Linked DNA regions of Homo sapiens: region 1 is linked to region 2. A link is an interaction called in ENCODE POLR2A ChIA-PET data of the cell type or tissue named here. Cell type or tissue: Caco-2. All regions are shown on one strand. Links, peaks and the distances in the headings refer to the core of each region. The heading gives the core; the rest is flanking DNA.

Evidence for each region. ChIA-PET counts read pairs that join two places held together with the same protein. Peaks named below come from ENCODE experiments on the same cell type or tissue, not always from the same donor. Only the 100,000 strongest peaks of a DNase experiment are listed, where the experiment ranks them.
Region 1: POLR2A ChIA-PET joins it to region 2 with 5 read pairs; 27 of 35 experiments call an interaction of 5 or more read pairs at or near these places.

Annotation. Positions count from the first base shown.
Region 1 is chr5:176,419,295-176,427,490 of GRCh38, forward strand. No RefSeq gene overlaps it. Among named protein-coding and RNA genes, the nearest start is that of CLTB, 6.9 kb to the left of the region's middle. In Caco-2, for the core only: no CTCF peak of the experiment used is centred there; a DNase peak (open chromatin) is centred at 6,007.
Region 2 is chr5:176,516,631-176,525,248 of GRCh38, forward strand. No RefSeq gene overlaps it. Among named protein-coding and RNA genes, the nearest start is that of RNF44, 16 kb to the right of the region's middle. In Caco-2, for the core only: no CTCF peak of the experiment used is centred there; no DNase peak of the experiment used is centred there.

The DNA of each region.
Region 1 (8,196 bases), core at 3,197-8,196, 97 kb before region 2:
AGGAGCCTGCCACCATGCTCAGCTAATTTTTTTTTTTTTTGTATTTTTAGTAGAGACGGGGTTTCACCCTGTTAGCCAGGATGGTCTCGATCTCTTGACTTCATGATCTGTCCACCTCGGCCTGCCAAAGTGCTGGGATTACAGGCGTGAGCCACCGTGCCCGGCCCCTCCTTTACTTTCTTAATAAACTTGTTTTCGCTTTGCACCAAGGACTCACCCTGAATTCTTTCTTGCGTGAGATCCAAGAACCCTCTCTTGGGGTCTGGATTGGGACCCCTGTCCTATAACAATCACACCACTGCGCTCCAGCCTGGGCAATGAGAGTGAGACCCTGTCTCTAAATAAATAAATAGCATCTGCAAACAGAGATACTTCTTACTTTCCAATCTGGGTTGCTTTTATTTCTTTTTCTTGCCTAATTTCTCTGGCTAGGACTTCCAGTACTATGTTGAATAGAAATACCAAAAGTGGGCATCCTTCTGCACAAGTTGTCCAAATCAAACTGGAGTCACTTATGCCAAACCCTAGCAAAATGGACTCAGGAGGCCATAAATGAGGGGCTCCCATGCACACATGCCTATGATAGAAAATATTACAAGGACTGTCTGAGGCTGGGCACGGTGGCTCATGCCTGTAATCCCAACACTTTGGGATGCTGAGATGGGCGGATCACCTGAGGTCTGGAGTTCAAGACCAACCTAACATGATGAAACCCCGTCTCTACTAAAAATACAAAATTAGCTGGGTGTGGTGGCACACACCTGTAATCCCAGCTACTCAGGAGGCTAAGGCAGAAGAATTGCTTGAACCTGGGAGGCAGAGGTTGCAGTGAGCCGAGATTGCCCCATTGTACTCCAGCCTGGGCAACAAGAGCAAAACTCCGTCTCAAGAAAAAAAAAAAAACCCAACAACAACAACAACAAAAAACAAGGATTGTCTGAAACCACAATCTTGCACAAAGGCCGTCACACCCATGCACGAAGAATATTTCTGCAATGACACCTGCCCAGCAATTGCCTGTTCAATCTTGGAATAATGCTACCCTTGTTATCAATCCTTGTAGCCAAGGATAATTTTTTCAAAACAACTTACGTAGCCTTCCTCATTTTGCCTTTAAAACCCCTTTCCTTCCTTTTTCTCTCTGAGTGCCCCCCTCCATGGTTCACCATAGTACATGTATTCCCTGGGATGCAACTGTAAACAAGAAAGTATCACAGACAGGTCTCAATCAATTTAGAGGTTTATTTTGCCAAGGTTGCAGGCACACCCAAGAAGAAGAGACACAAGACACAGTATGATCTGTGGCATGCACTTTTTTCCAAAGAAGATTTTGAGGACTTCATTATTTAAAGGGGAAAAAGTGGGCAGGAGGAGAAAGAAGAAAGGGGAAAAAAAGGAAGGTAGACAAGTGAGATAAGCCATTGCATTCTTTTGAGGCTTTGATTAGAGCTCACTGAATCCATACGTTCCATGTGAAAAGGACAGGGTAGAGGAATAGTCAATTACATATTCATCTTGCACTCAGTAAATCTGTACATAAGATAAACAGAGAGTAGAGGAAGAGTTCAAATATGCATTTGTCTGACAGGGGCGTGGGGGGGATGATTTCTAGTCTCCTTTTGTCCCGCACCTGTGAAGATAAGCTGTTAATTTACATTGTCAGGGTGAGGGAGGCCACCTGGGGAGACATGTGGCCTTCTATCTTATACCTATCTGTTTAGGAACAAAAGGAAAGGCAGTTTTTTTGTGTGGCTTAGTTTCCAAGCTTAACTTTTCCTTTTGAGTAGTGAGTTTGAGGTCCTGAGATTTTATTTTCCTTTCACACAATCTGATATGGTTTGGCTGTGTCCCCTCCCAAATCTTATCTTGAATTCCCATATGTTGTAGGAGGGACCCGGTGGGAGGTAAATGAATCATGGAGGCAAGTCTTTCCTGTGCAGTTCTTGTGACAGTGAATAAGTCTTACAAGATCTGATGGTTTTATAAAGAGGAGTTCCCCTGCACAAGCTTTTCTCTCATTTTGCCTGCTGCCATCCATGTAAGACATTAGTTGCTCCTCCTTGCCTTCCACTATGATTGTGTACTTCCCCAGCCACTTGGAACTGTAAGTCCATTAAACCTCTTTCTTTTGTAAATTGCCCAGTCTCAGGAATGTCTTTGTCAGTAGCATGAAAATGGACTAATATACAATTTGTCATTCATTCCCAAGTAATCTCACTTTTTCTTAGAGCCACTCTCCCTGTCGTTATTTTAGGTTGACTCTCTACTTGCTCCTGATCCTAGTGGATGAGCTTTCAGTCTTCCACCATGGAGTATGATGTTTGCTGTGGATTTCTTTTCTTTTCTTTTTTATAGAGCTGGGTCTCACTATGTTGCTCAAGCTGGTCTCAAACTACTGGGCTTAAGTGATCCTCCTGCCTCTGCCTCCCAAAAAGTGTTGGCATTATAGGTGTGAGCCACCATACCTGGCCAGATTTTTCATATATGGCTTTTGTTACATTATATAACTACCTTCTGTTCCTACTTTATTGACTGTTTTTATCATGAAAGGGTGTTGAATTTTGCCAAATGTTTTTTCTGCTCTATTGAGATGATCGCATGGTTTTTTTTTTTTTTTTGAGACGGGGTCTCGCTCTGTCACCCAGGCTGGAGTGCAGTAGCACGATCTCGGCTCACTGCAAGCTCCGCCTCCTGGGTTCACGCCATTCTCCTGCCTCAGCCTCCTGAGTAGCTGGGACTACAGGCGCCCGCCACCACGCCTGGCTAATTTTTTTGTATTTTTAGTAGAGACGGGGTTTCACTGTGTTAGCCAGGATGGTCTCGATCTCCTGACCTCGTGATCCGCCCACCTCGGCCTCCAAAAGTGCTGGAATTACAGGCGTGAGCCACCGTGCCCAGCCGTGTTTTTTAAATTAATTCAGTTAATGCAGTACATTACATTGATTGATTCTTGTATGGTGAACCACCCTTGCATTCTGGGTGTAAACCCCATTGGTCAAGGTACACAATCCTTTTATTGTGCTGTTGAATTCGGTTACTGAGTATTTTGCTGAGGATTTTTGCATCAATGTTCACAAGAGATAATGATCCATAGTTTTCTTTTCTACTAGTGTCTTCTTTTTTTCATGCTATTACTGGGACTTGTAGTGTCTTTATCTGGCTTTGGTATCAGCATAATGCTGGCATCATAGAAAGAGTTAGGAAGTGTTCTCTTCAATTTCTGTGAGAAGTTTGAGAAGAGTTGGTTCTTCTTTAAATGTTTAATGGAATTCACCAGTGAAGCCATTAGATCCTGGGCTTTTCTTTGTCAGGAGATTTTTGATTACCGATCCAATCTCACTAGTTATAGGTTTACTCAGATTTTCTATTTCTTTATGGTTTAGTCTTGATAGGTTTTTGTGTTTCTAGCAATTGTAATGGTGTGATCTCGGCTCACCGCAACCTCCACCTCCCAGGTTCAAGCGATTCTCCCTCCTGCCTCAGCCTTCTGAGTAGCTGGGATTACAGGTGTGTGCCACCACACCTGGCTAATTTTGTATTTTTAGTAGGGACAGGGTTGCTCCATGTTGGTCAGGCTGGTCTCACACTCCCAACCTCAGGTGATCCTCCTGCCTCAGCCTCCTAAAGTGTTGGGATTATAGGCGTGAGCCACCGCGCCCGGCCACAGTAGTCTTTTATAATCCTTATTATTCCGATGGAATCAGTAGCAATGTCCCCATTCTTGTATCTACTTTTAGTGATTTGAATCTTCTTTTTTCTTAGTTAGTTCATCTAGCTAAAGGTTTGTCAATTTTGTTGATCTTTTCAAAGAACCAACTTTCTTTTTTTTAATTTTTTATTATTATTCTTATTTATAGAGATGGAGTTTCACCATGTTGGCCAAGCTAATCTTGAACTCCTGACCTCAAGTGATCTGCCCACCTCAGCCTCCCAAAGTGCTAGGATTACAGGTGTGAGCCACCATGCCCAGATGAAGAACCAACTTTCTATCCTCATAAATTATTTTTGCCCAGACTAGTGGAGTTTTATTCTATGGATGCACAGATTATTATTTGGCTGATGATTTAAAGCTAATTCCTATGCACATTTCTGGAATTCTTGCCCTGCCTAGCTCCCTCTTCTCAGTACTTTACCCTGCAAATCCTAGCCACTTCAACTTCCCCAAACTCCTATCTCTGTCTCTTGCCTCTGTGAGACTGCTGGACTCTGTTTGGGTTCCCCTTACCTTCCTAGCAGCTTAGAAATTCCTTCAGGCGGGCTGGGTACAGTGGCTCACGCCTGTAATCGCAGCACTTTGGGAGGCCGAGGTGGGCGGATCACTTGAGGTCGGGAGTTCGAGACCAGCCTGACCAACATGGAGAAACCCCGTCTCTACTAAAAATACAAAATTAGCCAGGTGTGGTGGCGCATGCCTGTAATCCCAGCTAGTCGGGAGGCTGAGGCAGGAGAATCGCTTGAACCCAGGAGGCAGAGGTTGTAGTGAGCTGAGATCACACCATTGCACTCCAGCCTGGGCAACAAGAGCGAAACTCCATCTCAAAAAAAAAAAAAAGAAAAGAAAAAAGAAATTCCTTCAGGCAGAAAGCGTGGTGTTCTGCTGTGAGCAGATCTAAGCTAACCTACCTCCAAAGGCCAAGGGAGCTGAGAGGCCGAAGAAAGAGGTTGACAAATCCAGTTTATCAGAAAGAAACATTTAATAGAGACTTACAAACAAAAGCCTTGTCTTAGACAGCCACACGGCAGTGGATCTCTGCAACTGCCATCCAGAAATTATCCTTTTTATAGCAAGATTTTAGCCTCAGACCTCTTGTGAAACTCCTGACCACTGGGGAAGTTAAATAAGCTCTTTTTTTTTTTTTTTTTAAGAGACAGGGTCTCACTGTGTTGCCCAGGCTGATCGCAAATTCCTGGGCTCAAGCGATCCTCCCACCTCAGTCTCCCAAAGTGCTGGGATTAAGCCACTGCAAGCCAGCCTAGATAAACATCCTTATGAGAGGTTGTCTCTGGTACAGGCACTGTTTCTTTGCAAGGGGTTATCTCCATTACAGGCATTGTTTCCTGACTTTGCTGCAGGACTGCCTCAGTATATGCACTAGTCAAACATGGGTCATTATGGTGGTTTCCCTTTAAGATAGTGTTACTCTTGCCAGGCAACAGGCTGTTTTCCTACACCTGGAAAATCACAGGGTTCACCCTGTTTGTTTCTCTTCTCTCAGGGATCACAGCCCTGTGCTGCCCATTGCCAATGTCTAAAAACAGGGCCAGGCACGGTGACTCACACCTGTAATCCCAGCACTTTGGGAGGCCGAGGCGGGTGGATCACCTGAGGTCAGGAGTTCAAGACCAGCCTGGCCAACGTGGTGAAACCCTGTCTCTAATAAAAATACTAAATATTAGCTGAGCATGGTGGCAGGAACCTGTAATCCCAGCTCCTTGGGAGGCTGAGGCAGGACAATTGCTTGAACCCGGGAGACAGAGATTGCAGTGAGCCGAGATCGCACTGCCGTACTCCAGTCTGGGTGACAGAGTGAGACTCTGTCTCAAAAAAAAAGGAGGAAAAAAATTAAAAACATTATTTTGAAGACTTGTAGCCAAGAAAAATTAGAATTCGGTCCAAACTGTAAAAAATAATAAAAATTGAAAAACATTAGGCAAGATTAGAATCTAAAAATAGGTGTACTATAGTTTGTGAAACATAATTTTTCTGTCTCCGGTTTCCCATTTTTACTATAGACAAGTCATGGTAGGACTGATTTGCTTTATTATACTTGGCCTGATTATTTGTATACAGTGCAACAAGAATAATTTTTTTTACATAGGCTTTTAAATTGGCTGTGATGGGACTTTGTTCCATAGAAGGAATCTCAGATAAGACTTTTTTAAAACCAAGCCCAGCCATGGATTTATACTATCAAATACCTATGAGTTGGGTGAATTCCTCTCTTCTTGAAGTTCCAAGATAAACTTGTGGCTGCTGGGCCTGTCAGAAAGTAACATTCCTTACTTACCACAGGTCAGGAACCCTGTACAGGGACTGTGTAGACAAGGTAAGAGGCCAGTTTTCCCAAGGTGCTTTTATTGGCTCCATAAGTCAAGTTTGTTTCCTTGAAGGAAAGCATACCATTCTAGTCAGTAACCAGTTTCTCCAATTGTGTCCTGCAATAAATGAAAACAGATTCTTTTTTTTTTTTTTTTGAGACAGAGTTTCGCTCCTGTGGCCCAGGCTGGAGTCCAATGGCATGATCTTGGCTCACCGTAACCTCCGCCTCCCAGGTTCAAGCGATTCTCCTGCCTCAGCCTCCCGAGTAGCTGGGATTACAGGTATGCACCACCAGGCCCAACTAATTTTGTATTTTTAGTAGAGATGGGGTTTCTCCATGTTGGTCAGGCTGGTCGCAAACTTCCAACCTCTGGTGATCTGCCCGCCTCGGCCTCCCAAAGTGCTAGGATTATAGTTGTGAGCCACCACGCTCCCCTGGAAACAGATTCTTATTGTACTGATGCAAATAACTGTATTACCATAAGTTAAGAATAGTCACAAATAGTTTCCAAATTCTGGAGAAATCAGGTAGAGAGAAAAAAATGTGTTCTAAATGTTGTTCACAGGAGTATACTAAATTATTAAAAGCTGTCAATAGCTCAAAAGAAAACTTCCCTTGACTCTGAAAAAACAAAACAAAGGATTAGCAATGTTTTCAACAAAAAGTAAAAAAGATTACATCAGTCTTCTATTAACTCTTTCTATGCAGTTAATTCCTGTTCAGCTTGATATTCATGAACGTTTCACTTCTCCATGAGTCCTGAAAGTTTTATTCTATTCTGATGTCACAATCTCCAAATGTATCAAAAACTTGTATTCAAGAGCACATGTTAGATTTTATAGCTGATTATAAAACCACCTTCTAAAGAGGACCAAAACAAGACAACAATTGTCTGTGGATGACGAAAAGTTTTAGGGCAGCCATAGTCAAAGACACAATTGACAAGGGTATTTGTTACCTCTGTGGCACATTAATGTAACAATTATAATTATAACTGATAAAGTACACTAAGTCATATAATAATTATAGGGGTTTCCCATAATTTTAGAACACATACCAATAACATATTTATACAAATACAGCCCAAAGAAAACCAAACACCATTTCATATTCGACCATGTTTTCTGTATAATTTTTATACCAAATAAGCCAAATTATGTCATTTTTGGACTTTAGGGAATCTAATATTCTAAAGCATTAATTAGGTCGGAAAAAGACATAATTTATAATTTGATTTCAGAAAGTTTGTCAAATATCAAAGGTTGAAAACACTTGATACCACAGGTCATTGTAAAATAAGTCATTCTTTTGACCAAAGTGCTAACTCAAGGATTTCAAAAAAAAAAGGCAAAACCTTCATTCTTTGAGAGAGGAGACTTAATTTTACAAACAATAAGCCCTAATGAAAACAGCATGAAGCCAATTAAATTTGTTTTTCAAAATTTTATAAGCTATCTCTAAAATTTTAATCTTGACCATAAGTTATAACTTCCATAAGCCTTTTATAACCTTTATTAATTAGTTGGTTAATGCTTCAAGAAAACATTGTTAATCTGACACAGGGACCCATATGCTGGTCTTGCATCAGTGTGCATTTGACATTAATGATTAATTTCTAGGGAAGCTGAACTTATTTTATCTCTCAAAATTGGCCTTTACAATCTCACATGCCCACCTCCTCCATGATAGTCCCTGGGCCTTGAGGAGTTCAATGGCTTTAATTTCTGGCCCTGTGTCTCAGGAATGCAGTTTATTTTGACTGGCATCTTCTATCAGGCCTGAAGATGAGGCTTTAATTGATGTCAGTGTTCAACATTTAGCAAGACTTGGTGTCCTTCTTAGATCCAGTAGTCAAAGCCCTTTAACTCAGTGTCACAAGAACTTTAAAAGCCCATACAGAAAGACACGTGAATGTAATAACCTTAAAGTTAAAAAAATTCTTTTTTTTTTTTTTAGACAGAGTCTCGCTCTGTCACCCAGGCTGGAGTGTAGTGGCATGATCTCAGCTCACTGCAACCTCCGCCTTTCCAGGTTTGAGAGATTCTCCTGTCTCAGCCTCTCAAGTAGCTGGGACTACAGGCACGTGTCACCATGCCGACTAATTTTTGTAATATTAGTAGAGACGTGCATGTACCATATTGATCAGGCTGGTCTC
Region 2 (8,618 bases), core at 2,395-7,394:
TAGCTGAGATTACAGGCGCCCGCCACCACGCCCAGCTAATTTTTGTATTTTTAGTAGAGACGGGGTTTCACCATGTTGGTCAGGCTGGTTTCAAACTCCTGACCTCAGGTGATCCGTCCGCCTTGGCCTCCCAAAGTGCTGGGATTACAGGCGTGAGCCACCATGCCTGGCCTCTTCTGTATCTTTTTAAATGGCTGTACAGCATTTCACTAAATGGATGTACCATATATTGATGAAAATTATCTTGTGACATGCTAAACTTTTTTTCTCTTTTCTAAAATAGCAAATTGATAAACATCCCCACACCTGAATGTGAACATCCATGCTAGTTTCCTCAGGAGAAAAAAATAACAATCCTAGAATTGCTTAGTCAAAAAGGGATACAATTTTTTCTTCTTTTTAATGTTTGTGTTATCTCCAAATTGTAGTCCAGAAAAGTCATTTCTCTTCCTGCCAGCGGTGTACGAGTGTGTGCTCAGCCTCCCACCTGTCACCATGTTCAGAACCTTCACCAGCAATCATCCCCTTCTAAACCACTTGGATCTCTTTATCTTCTCTCTCAAACTGTTTGGAGTCCCCTCCCTTACAAAACCTCAATCCCAGTTTACCCACAAGTTGCTGCCAGGATCGTTTACACAACCAGCCTCCACTTCCTCCTTAGCCTCCTGTAATTGAACTTTCACCTTCACTGACCATCTCTTATGGTCACCTGTGACCTCCTAATTACCATCTTCATTGGCTTCTTACGAAACTTTCTTGAATGTAAAAGTTCCCCAGCTGGTACCTGACACAGAGTAAGTCCCCTTGTCTCTGTTCCCACAAGTTTGAGGTCAGATTGTGTGAACTAGGTTAAGGAAATCACACTTTGCCCCAAGGGCCATTGAAGGGCTTTATCAGACATGGGTTATAGGTAATTCTGTCACCATGGGGATTAGAAGGGAGCTGTGTAAGTCTGTTTTCATTCCTATAAAGAAATAACTGGCCGGGCGCAGTGGCTTATGCCTGTAATCCCAGCACTTTGGGAGGCCGAGGTGAGTGGATCACGAGGTCAAGAGTTCAAGACCAGCCTGGCCAAGATGGTGAAACCCAGTCTCTACTAAAAATACAAAAATTAGCCAGGTATGGTGGTGGGCGCCTGTAATCCCAGCTATTCGGGAGGCTGAGGCAGAGAATCGCTTGAACCTGGGAGGCGGAGGTTGCAGTGAGCCAAGATTGTGCCACTGCACTCCAGCCTGGGCGACAGAGTGACACTCCATCTCAAAAAAAAAAAGACAAGGGCAGAGCTTTATTAAAAAGTTGTAGACAAGCCAGATGTGGTGGCTCACACCTGTAATCCTAGTGCTTTGGTAGGCTGAGGTGGGAGGATCACTTGAGCCCAGGCGTTCGAGACAAGCCTGGGCAACGTGGTGATACCCCATCTCTACAGATTTTTTTTTTTTTTAATTAGCCAAGTAAGGCCAGGCATGGTGGCTCATGCCTGTAATCCCAGCACTTTGGGAGGCTGAGGCAGGCAGATCACCTGAGGTCGGGAGATCGAGACCAGCCTGATCAACATAGAGAAACCCCATCTCTACTAAAAATACAAAGTTAGCCTGGCGTGGTGGTGCATGCCTGTAATTCCAGCTACTCGGGAGGCTGAGTCAGGAAGTAGAATCGCTTGAACCCAGGAGGCGGAGGTTGCGGTGAGTCAAGATCACGCCATTGCACTCCAGCCTGGGCAACAAGAGTGTAACTCCACCTCAAAAATAATAATAATAATAATAAAAAAATCAGCCAGGTATGGTGGCTTGTTCCTATACTACCAGCTACTTGGAGGGCTGAAGAGGAGAACTGATTTTTTTTTTCTTTTTTCTGAGATGGAGTCTCACTCTGTCACCCAGGCTGGAGTGTAGTGGTGTGATCTCCACTCACTGCAACCTCTGCCTCCCAGGTTCAAGTCATTCTCCTGCCTCAGCCTCCCGAGTAGCTGGGACTACAGGCGCCTGCCACCATACCCAGCTAATTTTTGTATTTTTAGTAGAGACAGAGTTTCACCATGTTGGCCAGGCTGGTCTTGAACTCCTGACCTCAAGTAATCCGCCTGCTTTGGCCTCCCAAAGTGCTGAGATTACAGGCATGAGCCACCGCACCTGGCCAGGAGGATTGCCTGAGCTTGAGAGTTTGAAGCTGCAGTGAGCACCACTGCACTCCAGCCTGGTCAACAGAGCAAGACCCTGTCTCTGAAAAGAAAAAAGAGGGCTAGGCGCGGTGGTACACACCTGTAATCTCAGCATTTTCGAAGGCTGAGGCAGGTGGATCACTTGAGCTCAGAAGTTTGAGACCAGCCTGACCAACATGATGAAACGCTGTCACTACTAAAAATACAAAAAATTAGATGGGTGTGGTGGCACATGCCTGTAATCCTAGCTACTCAGGAGGCTGAGGCAGGAGAATCGCTTGAACCAGAAGGCGGAGGTTGCAGTGTGCCGAGATTGTGCCACTGCACTCCAGCTTGGGTGACAGAGTGAGACTCTGTCTCAAAAAAAAAAAAAAAGAGAAAAGAAAGAGAATTGCAGAAAAGTATAAAGAAAAAATAGCCATTATTCCCACCATCCAAAATGATTAACATTAATATTTTGGCATATTTGCATCCAGCTTTTTTTTATTTTTTTATTTTTTGAGACAGAGTCTCACTCTGTCACCCAGGCTGGAGTGCAGCGGTGCTATCTCGGCTCACCTGCAACCTCTGCCTCCCGAGTTCAAGCGATTCTCCTGCCTCAGCCTCCCGAGTAGCTAGGATTACAGGTGCCCGCACCACGCCTGGCTAATTTTTGTATTTTTAGTAGAGATGAGGTTTCACCATGTTGGCCAGGCTCGCCTTGAACTTCTGACATCAGGTGATTCACCTGCCTCGGCCTCCCAAAGTGCTGGGATCACAGGAGTGAGCCACCGTGCCCAGCCAGCTTCCAGCTTTTTTCATGGATATACTTTGGTTAAAATAACAGAAAATGTGGGCTGGACTCGGTTGCTCATGCCTGTAATCCCAGCACTTTGGGAGGCCGAGGCAGGTGGATCACGTGAGGTCAGAAGTGCAAGACTAGCCTGGCCAACATGGTGAAACTCCGTCTCTACTAAAAATATAAAAATTAGCAGGCTGTGGTGCAGGCGCCTGTAATCCTAGGTACTCGGGAGGCTGAGGCAGGAGAATTGTTTGAACCCAGGAGGTGGAGGTTGCAGTGAGCCAAGATTGCGCCACTGCACTCGAGCCTGGGTGACAGAGTGATACTGTGTCTCAAAAAAAAAAAAAAAAATCACAGAAAATGTTTATAGATATGCTAAAATAAATCCATGCTCAGCAGATGTGGCTAACATCTAGCCAAGCTGGACTTTGGCACTTGCCCCTGGGCAGGCCTGCCAGCATGCTGGGCACTGATCAGCCACGAGTCTTCAATATGAGGGTCTCTCCAGGGTGCCCTCTCTCCAGAGCCTTCATCTCAGGTAGAAACAGCAGCAGAGGCCCATGGATGTGAATCAGCTTGTCTGATCTGCAGTGAGGAGGGGTGTAAGGAGTCATCATTATGCAAAAAAGAATAATCGGAAACGGGAAAGGTAACAGGTCATTTCACTATGCTGGGGCACTGGAAAGAGAGGGCAGGGCCTGTATAAGGGCACCTGGGCCCAGGGGTGGAGTCAGCTCCACACAGACTTTCTCTCCCAGCGGGGCACTCACTTGCTCGCTTACTCAGTCACCTATTCAGGAGATACTCTCTGATGCCCGTCGTGTCCATTCCCTCTTGCTAGGTCTGGGAACATGGCAAACATGATGGCCTTTGGTCTAGTGAGTGCAGGCAGTCAGCGGGATCCATCCTGACAGGTGAGATGCACAGGGAAGAGCCACCTGCAGGTGTGCACTGGAGCCCAGGGTGGAAGCACGGCTGCTCGGGATTGAGGGAGGGGTCAGGGCAATTCGCTTGAGGAGAGGACATTTGCGCTGGGCTCTGGGAAAGGAGCATGCTTGCCAGGAGGACGAGACACGTTAAGGCATTTGAGGCAAAGCAGGTGATAAAAGGGCAAAAGGGTGCAGGGGCAGATGACCTGGGTCTCAATCCCAGCTCTGCTGTTTGTTGGTTCTGTGACCTTGGGGAAGTCATCTTCCTTCTCTGAGCCTCTGTTTCTTCAATGGGAACTAGAAGGAAGGTAATAACAGTTTTACTGTCAAGAAAACAGAAGAGCCCAGGCACGGTGGCGCACACCTGTAAGCCCAGCACTTTGGGAGACTGAGGCGGGAGGATGGCTTGAGCCTGGGAGGTCAAGGCTGCAGTGAGCTATGATTGCGCCACTGCACGCCAGCCTGGGTGACAGAGCGAGACCCTGCCTCTAAAAAGGAAAGAAGGAAAAAGAAAGAGAAAGAAAGCAGAAGGGTCCCGCAGGGGTGAGGTGGCAGCATGGCAGGACAAAGAGTGTGAGTGGCCCTGGGCAGAGGGAGCACACGCCCTGCATGCTGGAACGGGCACTGGGGCACCACAAGGGTTGGAGCATGGCTGGAAGGGAGGAGAGAGGTGGGAACTGACAAAGTGTGACTAGATTAGGATACTGCTTCTTCCATCACCTCCATCCCTCCCGCGGGGAGGCTGGAGAAGACGGGAGAGGAGGGAGAGCCCAGCTTGCAAACTCACCGCTTTGAGAGCCTGCACCTTCCTCTGAAGTGGCAAAGGAGATTTAAATTCAGGGCTGGATTCAGTCTGACTTCAGTCTCCTCATTCAATAAAGGAAAAACGTATTCTGTTGCTGACGGCCCCCCAAAGATACCTCCTGGGCCAGAGGCCTTCGGCTTCCTATTGAGGCAGGGCAGTGGCAGTGACGATGGTGGTGGCGGGAAGGGAGGGCACACCTGGAGCTTGCAGGAGGCAGGAGGGATAGGCTGAAGAGGGGGCCTCCGAGGTGCAGAGGCCAACCAAGCCAGGGGACCTCCAAGCAGGCTTTCCAAAAGTGGGTTCTCTGACTTGGGGAATGCAGGAATGGGGACTACAGAACTACCTGATACTCCCATTTTCTAGCTGGGCCTAGACCCAGGCTGTTCTAAGCCTCGTTTTCTCCAAATAGAAACAGAATATAATAAACACCTCAACTCTGGATGCCGAGATGCAAATGAAATGCTAGGGTTTGTGAGGCCCTGGGACCTGGCCCCTCTGCCACCTCACCGGCTCCCAGCTCCCGCTCAAGCACCGCCCTTCCTCTGCCTTGCTCATTCTGTGTCCTGTGTGGAATGCTCGTCTCCTGACTGGCTCCTTCCCACCACTCAGGCCTCACTCATCTCAAGGTTGCTTCCTCTGAAAGGCCACTCCTGTGTCAGGGTCCACAGACCCTCTGTGGCTTGTTACTTTTCCTTCACGGCCCTTGTTATGCTCTGAAATAATTGCTGACTTCCATATTGTCCCGCCGTCCTTTGGGAGGGCCAGTTTCCTGGAGACAGCAGCTCCATCTTGTCCACTGGGGTAGTCCTGATACCCAGGACAGTGCCCGGCTTGGGCAGAAGCACTTGGCCAGTTCTGCTGAATGAATGGTTTGGCACAAATGACCTTTTTAAAATTTTGAAATAATTTAAGATTCATAGGACATGGCGAAAACATTACAGAAGAGACCTGTGTGCCCTTAGTTTCCCTCAAATGGCAGCATCTTGTTTAAAACCAGAAAATTGGCATTGCTACAATTTACAGATTTTACTAGTTTTACATGCACCCATTTGTGTGTGTGTGTGTGGTGTGTGTGCATGTAGTTCTGTAAATTTCATCACGTGTGGATGTGTGTAGCCCACACTATGATCAAGATACAGATCTGTTCCATCAGTGCAAAGATCTTCCTCGTGCTGCCTCTTTAAAAGTCATGCCACCCTCTTCCCATCCCCTATTTTTTTTGAAACGGAGTCTTGCTCTGTACCCCAGGCTGGAGTGCAGTGGCGTAATCTTGGCTCACTGCAATCTCCATCTCCTGGGTACAAGTGATTCTCCTGCCTCAGCCTCCTGAGTAGCTGGGATTACAGGCATGTGCCACCACGCCCGGCCTTCATTTTTGTATTTTTAGTAGAGACAGGGTTTCATCATGTTGGCCAGGCTGGTCTTGGACCCCTGACTCAAATGATGCCCCTGCCTCGGCCTCCCGAAGTGCTGGGATTACAGGCGTGAGTCACCATGCCCGGCCAATAGTCACTATTTTTTATTTTAGTTCCTTTTAATAGGTGTGTAAAAAAATACCTCATTGTGGCTTAATTTACATTTCTCTAATGGCTAAAGGTGTGGAACATATTTTTGTGAGTACATGAAATATCTCTTTAGTAAAATGTATGTTGATCTTTTGGGTTTTTGAGAGTTTCTTTTTTCAGCTTTCTCAGGTTGAAATTGAGAGTTTTTTACATATCTGAGATGTGAGTTATTTGTCAGATATGTGGCTTGCAAATTAAAAGTTTTAATCTTGATAAAGTCCAGTTGTAGATTTTTCCTTGATGGATTGTTTTTGGTGTCATGTCTAAGACCTTTTCACCTAGTCCTAGATTTTCACCTGTTTTCTTCTGGAAGTCTTCTAGCTTTATGTTTTGCCTTTACATCTATGACCCATTTTAAGTTAATTTTTGTGTAAGTTGTGGGGTTCATTTGTTGAAAAGAATATCCTTCATTGAATGTTTAAAAATCAGTTGGCTATACTTGTGTGGGTGTATTCCTGGGTTCTTAATTCTGTTCCATTGATGTATTTCTCTATCCTCTGCAAATACCACATTGTCTTGACTAATACAGCGATGACAGTAAGTCTTAAAATCAGGTACAGTTGATCTTCCCACTTTTTTCTCCTCCTCCTCCTCCTTCTTCTTCCTCCTCCTCCCCCTCCTCCTCCTCCCCTCCCCCTCCCCCCTCCTCCCCTCCTCCTCTTCTTTTCTTCTTCTTCTTCTTCTTTTTTTTTTTTTTTTTTTGAGACAGGGTCTGCCTCTGTCACCAAGGCTGGAGTGCAGTGGCATGATCTTGGCTCACTGCAACCTCCACCACCTGGGCTCAAGTGATTCTCCTGCCTCAGCCTTCCAAGTAGCTGGGAGTACAGACATGTGCCACCACGCCCGGCTAATTTTTGTTTTGTTTGTAGAGATGGGATTTTGCCACATATGTTGCCCAGGCTGATCTCAAACTCCTGAGCTCAAGCAATCGGTCTCCCTTGGCCTCCCAAAGATTACAGGCAAAAGCCACCATGCTCAGCCTATTCTTGTTTCTTTTTTTGAGACAGAGTTTTGCTTTTGTTGCCCAGGCTGGAGTGCAATGGCGCGATCTCGGCTCACTGCAACCTCCACCTCCTGGGTTCAAGCAATTCTCCAGCCTCAGCCTTCTGAGTAGCTGGGATTACAGGCATCCGCTACCATGCCTGGCTAATGTTTGTATTTTTAGTAGAGATGTGGTTTCACCATGTTGGCCAGGCTGGTCTGGAACTCCTGACCTCAGGTGATCTGCCTGCCTCGGCCTCCCAAAGTGCTGGGATTACAGGCGTGAGCCACCACGCCCAACCTATTCTTGTTTTTCAAAATTGTTTTAGCTACTCTCATTCCTTTGCCTTTTCATATACATTTTAGAATAAGCACAAGCATGTCTGTATCTTTTTTTTCTTGTAGAGACAGTGTCTTGTTTGAGACCAGCCAGGCTGGCCTTAAGTGATTCTCCCACCTCTGCCTCCCAAAGTGTTGGCGTTAGGCCAGGCGTGGTGGCTCACACCCATAATCCCAGCACTTTGGGAGGCCAAGGCGGGTGGATCACTTGAGGCCAGGAGTTCATGCCCAGCCTGGACAACATAGAGAAACCCTGTCTCTACTAAAAGTATAAAAAGCTGGGCGTAGTGGCCCACACTTGTAGTCCCAACCATTTGGGAGGCTGAGGCACGAGAATCTCTTGAACCCAGAAGGCAGAGGTTGCAGTGAGCCAAGATCGCCGCCACTGCACTCCAGCCTGGGTGACAGAGCGAGAATCTGTCTCAGGAAAAAAAAAAAAAAAAACCACAAAAACAGAGCCAGGCATGGTGGCTCACACCTGTAATCCCAGCACTTTGGGAGGCCGAGGCAGGTGGATCACTTGAGGTTAGGAGTTCGAGAGCAGCCTGACCAACATGGTGAAACCCTCTCTCTACTAAAAACACAAAAAATTGGCTGGGTGCGGTGGCTCACGCCTGTAATCCCAGCACTTTGGGAGGCCAAGGTGGGCGGATCACCTGAGGTCAGGAGATCAAGACCATCCTGGCCAACATGGTGAAAACCCGCCTCTACTAAAAATACAAAAATTAGCTGGGCGTGGTGGCGTGTGCCTGTAATCCCAGCTACTTGGGAGGCTGAGGCACAAGAATCACTTGAACCCAGGAGGCGGAGGTTGCAGTGAGCTGAGATCACGCCACTGCACTCCGGCCTGGTGACAGAGCCAGACTCCGTCTCAAAAAAAAAACAAAAAAACAACAAACAAACAAAAATTAGCTGGGCGTAGTGGTGCGTGCCTGTAGTCCCAGCTACTCGGGCTGAGGCAGGAGACTCACTTGAACCCGGGTGGCGGAGGTTGCAGTGAGCTGAGATCGCGCCATTGCCCTACAGCCTGGGCGACAGAGCGAGAGTCCATCTCAAACAA